2 separate regions of the Homo sapiens genome follow, and region 1 is linked to region 2. Evidence: chromatin loops called from intact Hi-C (ENCODE). Cell type or tissue: ascending aorta. All regions are shown on one strand. Each heading gives the region's core, and the rest is flanking DNA. Links, peaks and the distances in the headings are about the cores only.

What was found. Peaks named below come from ENCODE experiments on the same cell type or tissue, not always from the same donor. Only the 100,000 strongest peaks of a DNase experiment are listed, where the experiment ranks them.
Region 1: a loop joins it to region 2, with 7 times the contacts of the local background. A loop is called at or near these places in 78 of 110 quality-filtered maps.

The regions. Positions count from the first base shown.
Region 1 is chr18:74,655,569-74,659,778 of GRCh38, forward strand. All of the region lies in intron 3 of ZNF407 (zinc finger protein 407), which reads left to right. Among named protein-coding and RNA genes, the nearest start is that of ZNF407, 60 kb to the left of the region's middle. In ascending aorta, for the core only: a CTCF peak has its summit at 2,254 (motif pointing right); no DNase peak of the experiment used is centred there.
Region 2 is chr18:75,476,932-75,481,141 of GRCh38, forward strand. LOC105372201 (a long non-coding RNA gene) reads left to right here. Exons shown (of 3, transcript XR_935637.3): 3 at 1-1,615. Among named protein-coding and RNA genes, the nearest start is that of SMIM21, 51 kb to the left of the region's middle. In ascending aorta, for the core only: CTCF peaks have their summits at 2,257 (motif pointing left) and 2,460; no DNase peak of the experiment used is centred there.

The DNA.
Region 1 (4,210 bases), core at 920-3,419, 820 kb before region 2:
AATGATTCTGAATTTATTGTGTATGTGTGGGTTTTGCATGCAACAAAAAATTGGAAAGGGGCTAAACATTTTCCCCTCTCCTCAGACTACTATGTAATTTGTCTATCTACTTTCAGTGAATATTTGTTTTTCTTTATTTGAGGTGTGTGGGTGTGAGTGCACACACATGCATCTGTTCATGCTCACGTGTATAAAACTGATGTGATTTTTATGTCCTGCAGATATTGGTACAATCAGTCGGTTCAAGGTTTAGCTTGTTTTATTTTACAAATGAAAACGTCGGTTTTGTGTGATACGATGAGACTGCAATATTAGATCCTTTTAAAATCAACTGCCAATTTATATGGCTGGCTACAACTGCTTATTCTATTATTAATAAGCATTTTTGCTCAACTATATAAATTATAAAAATAATGCTAAGATTCTAGGAGAATTTTATATTTATAATTTGTATAAAAATTTTATAATTTCTTGAAGACAAATGAATTACTTTTGTATTTTTTATTGCTGCTTCTGTATACATTTATCATTATAATAGAGGCAGATTAGGAAATGGGCCACAATTGTAACTAATTAAAAGAAATTTTACTCACACATTTGTTAAAGGATAGTTGAAATATTCAGATGCATCTTTGTGAATCAAAGGACTTACAATTCAAAACTTTAGTTAGGTTACTTTACATAAAAATAACTGATTTATTTTTCTAAGACACTAACATATTAATGTGAGGGATTTTTTGGTGTGCAGTTCATTTTTTGGGGGTATATGTTAGCGTTCACATACATACATACGTACATACATACATTTATACACATTAAAAGAAAATCCTTTTTTTGTTGAAGACCTTAAAGGACAAAGGATTTTTGACCCCACCCTGAGACTGTGCAATGTAAGTTTACAAAAGGATCAAGGAGCACAGATTTTAATAATGCAAACAATATTAGTCCTGTCCCCTCTGGCGTCACGAACCTGGACATACTGATTGTATACTTTGATTCTTAAACCATGGAGATGTATGAGATGCCCTAGGGAGCACCTGGCCAGGCTAAGAACATTTCAGTGATTACAAGGATAGTGCCTAGAGGGCAATTAAGGGACAGGGCAGGAGATCTACAGTAATGAGTCCCTGTAGCACCTGATGAACCACAGAAAGGGAAGCAGAGAATTAGGATCAAATGTAGCTGAGTGAGGAAGATTGTTGAGTAATGTATAGATTATTTACCAAGAATAGGATTTTTATACTTTGATATTTATGTAATCAGGCAGATTAAAAAATCCCATCACTTAATGTATTTGACATATCCCTTTAGGTGAATTTAATAATTTAAGTTTTATGAATAAATGCCATTGTTGTTATCCTGTATTGCTTATTACTGTGCTTAATACTGTGTTGTATTGCTTATTACTGTGATATACTTCCTTTGAATGAACATTTTATTTTTCTCCCTATTGAGTTTGTAGGTGTGTTTTTATTTTACTAATATAAAGTAATTCCAGCCAAGTGTTGAACTAGTTTTTTTTTTTTTTTTTAATTTAAGTGTCTGTGTAGTCTTCCTGTTTGCTTACGTATTATTTTTCCATAGTTGTTTGTATCTACAGTGGAAGGCACAGTTTTCTTGATTTAGTTCAAGCCCGTGGAAACTAAAATTGAGGGTAATTTCTTGAAATATTTTTTGTATAATTATGAAAAAATGATAGTAGAAGGAAAATTTTGTATAGTATGTATAATTTACACAGGAGTCTTAAATAGATTTAAAATCAGGTGATTTCACTGCTGAATTTTCTGACTCATCTTTCTTAAAAACAGATTAATGGCATAATACACATATTTGTGTCATTTTCTGTTTGTCCAGAAAATGCATTATTGTGTAGGGAAAAAAAGAGAGAGTGAAAAGGGAAACTGCTTTGAGCGTGAGATTTGATGTGATAAACCTGGTTACTTAACCATTCGTCTCCTGTAGCCCTGCTGTTGTGTACAGGTATTAATGGATGGGCTCTCCTACCTCATTGATCTTTGCGATGGTGTATGCTCAACTATACAGATGAGAGCTGAGAGAGAACTAACTGGCTGTAAAGTGTTCACCTCCACGTTGGTTCCTGGCTTTCTTTCCTCGGCATTGTCTGAATCACTTCTTATACCCCACTGCAGCAGCAGTGTTTACGCTGTACTTGTTCCATGTTCCATCAAATACTGTCGTCCACCCTGGGAGGTCTGCAGTGCTGCTGCTTGCGTGACCACGAGGGGGAGTCAGGGAGTGTCCCTGGAATTCCTCCCCATCCTCTCCTTCCTCCCTGTCTTCTCAGCCTCTTGCTCTCTACTTCTCCTTTTCCTTTCTTCTTCTTCTTCTTCTTCTTCTTCTTCTTCTCCCTCCTTTCTTTTTTCTCTTTCCATTTCCTCCTCTTTCCTTTCCCTCCTTTCCCCCTTTCTTCCTCTCCCTTCCTTTCCCTTCTCTTCTTCATGTGGAACTGAAAATATTATTGCTATCTTACATCCTTCTCCAATTGAACATCACTACAATAGAAGCAGCAGTTGTCTTTATTTATTTATTTATTTATTTTTTGAGACGGAGCCTCGCTCTGTAGCCCAGGCTGGAGTGCAGTGGCATGATCTCAGCTCACTGCAACCTCCGCCTCCCGGGTTCCGGTTCAAGCAATTCTCCTGCCTCAGCCTCCCGAGCAGCTGGGATTACAGGAATGCGCCACCATGCCCAGCTAATTTTTGTATTTTTAGTAGAGACAGGGTTTCACCATGTTGGCCAGGCTGGTCTTGAACTCCTGACCTCGTGATCTGCCCACCTCGGCCTCCCAAAGTGTGGGATTACAGGTGTGTGCCACCGCGCCTGGCCTTCGTCTTTATTTTTTAAAGTTGTTCAGTAGATGTCATATATTTTCCTAACTACTATTTACATAGATATAGGATGGCAAATTTTACAGGTTTAATGGGTAAAGAACTCTTAGAGGGAGTGTGACTACCTAGATGAATACTGGGTTGGGTTTAAAATAAAGAAAAACTGTGATGTGTAAAATGCTCAATATGATTACTAGAAATGATGTATCTAAAAATAACCATAAAATAATTCTTTACAAACTGTTTCAACCTACTTTTGTTTTAATTAGAATAACTCTAAGATTGGGGATATTCCTGAATTGTTTCTTCCTAATTAAAATATATTTAGGAGTGTCTGACTTGGGTTGATGTTACGTGATTTTTTGCTTGGAGTGTTCTCATAAAACCAAGTAGACATTTATTCAACTATGATAGTCACTAACTTTGGCTTAAATATCCGTAAATATATATTTTAGCTTTCTCTAAACTATTAATGTAAATCTCTGAAGGAATTTAAAACATTATATATCTATCTATATATATATTCTTCAGATTGTGTAATTAAAATCTATTGTATACACATGGTGTGTTTTCACTTTTTTTATATTCCATCTAGGGACATGTGAGTGGACATTGGTATTCTCCCCCAGATTTACATTCTCTGGGTATTTAAAGCTCATGGATTTTTTGAAATAGATGAACTACATAGATAACTTAATACTGGTGTGTTTTGGGCTTGCTTTCTGATTTCATAATACGTAAATATATCATTGTGGTTTAGATTTTTATTTTTCAAAGATTGGATTTTGATGATTTCATTTTTATCTTTGAAAATTCTTTTGTGTTTGATGAGATAAATCCATTTCATTTTAATTAAAAATGCTTAACCTATGTAGAGCTGGTTGAACACCATGTAGGATGCTAGTGATTACAGAATCTATGCATATAAAATATATCTATTTATGAAATTGAAAACAATTATGAGGTAAAAAAGATACATTTATGTTTAATTTTGAAATTGACCTTTGACTTCAGTTTTACTTAGCTAAAATTCGTGGCTAAATTTGTATATATCTGAATATTCTAAGAAGTTTGTTTATATAATTGAATGGTAGAATCATCTTAAAATTACCCTGACAATGGTTACTGGAGCTATGGTCTGTGATTGTGCTTGAGAAACAAATAGATAAAACATTTGTGACTCTTTTAATGATTATATTTCTTGATAGCTTTCATAAGAAAGCACATAATTTGTGACAACTTCAGTAAAAAGACACAGCAGCAAAACTTTTTGAGTTAGCGGCAAAGTAAATGGGGCAGGTTTTGCATTTTGAACAGAAATGTTATGAGCTGTGATTGAATTTGTCGTGAAAGTGTGTCAG
Region 2 (4,210 bases), core at 1,153-3,652:
TTCTGAACACCTGTTACACCTTTATTACCCAGTTCTATGAAAACATGTATAACATAGAAGCAAAGCACTCATGCTAAAGATCGCTTCTGCTGATCCTTGCTGCCAAGATCTCCCTTACGGTCCTCAGCGTCTCTTCCCTTGACCAGGTTCTTCCTGTCTTCTTGGGCTGCTTTCTCTGTATTATTTTTCTCTTCTTCTTCCAGCTTATGGAAACCATTCCTACCACAATTTTCTCTTCTAAATTTGGTTTGATAAAACCAAATACTTTTCATTGTTTCACCTGCAGTGATCTTTTTCTTAGACTTTTGCATTTTGCATTCTTTTAGTTTTAGTATCTGTACTGGCATTTCTTATATAGAGGTCCTGTTCACACCATGCCCACATTCTACAGTGGATTATACACTTTGAATATCAAGCTCCAGCTATATGAGGTAGTTTGGGATTATTGAAAGGACACCAAGAGGCAGAATGGCCATGTAAGTTATTGTTCAAGTCAGGATACTTTTGAGAGTTAAAAAAGGCAAGTTAACAACATCACACCACGGATGTAACTGGGACAATTCCAGCCAAGAACTGAGATGGTCCTTTCTTTCCTCCTCTCCCACCCCATTCTCCTCCTTGTCCTCCTTCTTCTTCCTCCTCTTCCCCATCCTCCTCTACTGCCTGTTCATAGGGGAAATATACGTCTGTCTGTCTGTCTATCTATCTATCTATCTATCTTTCTATCTATTATCTATCCATCTCCCAAATGCAAACACTGAATCACTAGTCAATAAGTCTCATTATAAATGTTTGATGCTAGCCCAATGCTGGGCTCACTTTCTAAACTCCTAGGTAATTCCACAACAGAAAGAAATAAGATTTCAGGTATTATTTTATGTTTCTTATAATATTATCAGTATAGGATACTAGTTAAACTGTGGAGACACAGAGACAAATGGAGACTAGTCTGAATAACCTGGAGACAGTCCTCTCTCACAGCAAAGTAAAATCTGGTTTGGTGGTTCTGCTTTGCAAAGTTATGACGGGCTCAAGCTCTTCCTACCTTTTTGCCTCACTCTCCTGACCTGTTGTCCTCTCCACATAGCCCCAGATGACTCACCATCATATCCACATTCTAGCCAGTGGGAAGGGGAAATGGAGTTGGTAAAAGCATGTTCCTCTTTCTCTTGTGCACTGCAACTCTGCACAGTCCATCTGTTCTTACCCCATTGGCCAGAATGCAGTCACCTTGCTTCTACTGGCTGCAAGGAAGGATGGGGATTGTAGTTTTTCCCATGAGAACTCATATACCCAGACTAAAATTGGTAACTGTATTATCAAGAGAGAGTGGGAGCAACTTGGGGACATTGACAGTTTCTGTCACACTTAGCAATATGATGTACTCATAGAGGGATACACAATTCTTGCTGTTGTTGCCTATTGATAACTTCACTGTGTATTTTCTGGTCTTCAGTTTACCATATTGTGATATATACTGTGTACATGTATAGGGACTTCATTACTTTCACTCAAAAGCTCCAATAAAGAATCATGCAGTCTAGGTGCAGTGGCTCACACTTGTAATCCCAACACTTTGGGAGGTCAAGGCAGGAGGATCGCTTGAGGCCAGGAGTTTGAGACCAGCCTGGGCAACATAGGGAGACCCAATCTTTACAGAAAATAATAATAAAAAGAATCATGCAAATCTCTAATTGTGGAAGTGTTATTTTAGCAAACTACATGAAAAGCTTACGGGTTATACCATTCATTTCCTTACCATGACATTTTATTTAATTTAACTACAAAATCTCAAAGAGTCTAATACTTTCTGATGCTCTTTTCATTTTGTGCCTTTCACATTATAATTTATAGCTTAAAGCCACCTTTCTCAAAGTCTAAAAATCTGTTAGTCAATTTTTCCCTTTTTATAACCTTTCCATATATTCTGTCATATTAAAGAGATGATGAAGCCCATTATGGCCATTAGAATTCTGATGCAATTAAGTTTTATTCCACTATAAGTGACAGGTACTTGATTCCTTCTTGGAATGGGATAATTTTCTACAGGCCTGCAACTCTTACACCCTCGTTAATTTGCAAGGCTGTTTTAGAAAATATGTTGTCAGTGCTGAATGAGGTACATCTCTAACTTTGAACAAATCATTGTCTTAATGTTCTTCAGGTTATAACATCCATTTAAAGAAAAACCTCACCATTGTCCCCAGGAGAGTCAATAAAAATGCTTCTGTGCTTTGTTTGTGGACACTTAAATAATAGGAGAGCTCCCCCTACTGATTGACGTTAGGGAATTATGGAGGAGGGGCTAATCTCAGGCCTTTCGCTCTTGTTAATTTCTCTAATGCTCATGCACAGACCAAGATGAAAATCAAAAGCAAGCCTGTTTGACACTGGCTTTTGAAATGCTTAAAAACATCAGCATTTGTCAAGTGGAAAGATTTTCATTTCAAAGTTCTAACAGGTTATTATTATTCCAAGCAATGGAGAGTTAAAAAAGGTTGAACAACTATAATAATGGTGGCATCTAAGTGTGGGGAGTGATCAGGTGTTATTGTTTGTTTGCATAAAATGATATCACCTAGCTTTGTGTTGGGTTTGTTTAAGAAATGTAGGCTAATTAGGCCATACAAGTAACTTTGTTTTCTGAAAATTAATTAAGCTTTTGTGGCCTTACCAGGTTACAGGGCCAGGCTCACCTCCCACACAGTTGCTCTGGAGCTATGTAGGAGGCAAGCCTGTCTCACGCTGAACTGCCAGGTGATGCCGTCACGGGAAGAATGGAGTTTAGTAATGCTGCATTTGAAGTCTTGTTCAAGTCGTAAAATGTTGGATTCTATTTTTATTAAATCGCTTAAACTTTCAACATAGTGAAAAAGATTTATTTAACATACATTTCACAGGCCTTTTTGAATGCATATTTTTTGGGAAAAAATACAGCAGAGGACATTTCTATAACTAAAGCTACTGTCCTGAAGGGACAAAACAAGCGCGTTAACTATTGAGGTCCTATTGTTTCATCAGGCCATCGGCAGAAACATTGAAAATGTTGTATTTGTAGGGTTATGAGGGAGCTCTACCCATCTCCTTCAAGTAAGACAGACATAAATCCTCTTTATGATTCGAGAATATCGTATAGAATCTACATAAAGTCTTAGAGGCTGTAGAGAAATAGGTTTTATTGTAAGAACCCCCAAGTAGAGAAACCAAACCAAGCATCTGGAGAAGCATATGATGTAGTGAGCTTGACAAAAAAATGCCTCATCTATAGGAAGAAGGACTGTTTTTAGCAACCTCCTTTTTGTATCTGAACACTTTTTTAAAACAGCTCTATTGAGATGTAATTTACATACCATAAAATTCTCCCATTTAAATTATACAGTTCAATGCTTTTAATATATTTACAGAGTTGTGTAACAATCATGATCTGATTTTGGAACATTTTTCATCACCTCCAAAAGAAACCCCATGTCTATGAGGTGTCACTTCTTATCACCCCCTCAATCTTCAACCCCGTACCCATTAAAAGTCACTCCCTATCACCCCCCTCAATCTTCAACCCCAGCCTCTGAAAGTCACTTATCTGCTTTTGCCTCCATGAATTTACCTCTTCTGGACATTTAATATAAATGGAATAATAATATTTGATCTTTTGTGATTGGCTTTGTTTCATGGCATAATATTTGAGGTTTATCCTTGTTTTAGCATGTATAAGTAATTCATCTTTTTTTGCCAAATAGTATTCCATTGTATGGGCATACCACATTTTGTTTATCCATTTATCAGCTGAAGGACATTTGGGTTGTTTACACTTTTTGGCTGTTACGAGCAGTAGCTGCCCTCGGTCTTCATCCAGAAGTCTTTGCAGGGACATATGTTCTCATTTTCCTTGGGTAGTTACTTAGGAGTGGAATTTCTGGGACATATGGTGACTCTATATTTAACATATTGAGGAACTGCCCAAATGTTCTCCAGTGTTTCTGCACCTTTTTACATTCCCACCAGTAAGGTGGGTTCCAATTTCATCACATCCTTACCAACCTTTATTATTGGCTTTTTGATTATAGCTATTCTATTGGATGTGCAGTGGAATCTTATTGTAGTTTTGATTTGCATTTCCCTAATGAGTAAGGACATTGAATATCTTTTCATGTGCTTTTTCGCCATTTGTATATCTTCTTTGGAGAAATGTCTGTTCAAATCATTTGCCTGT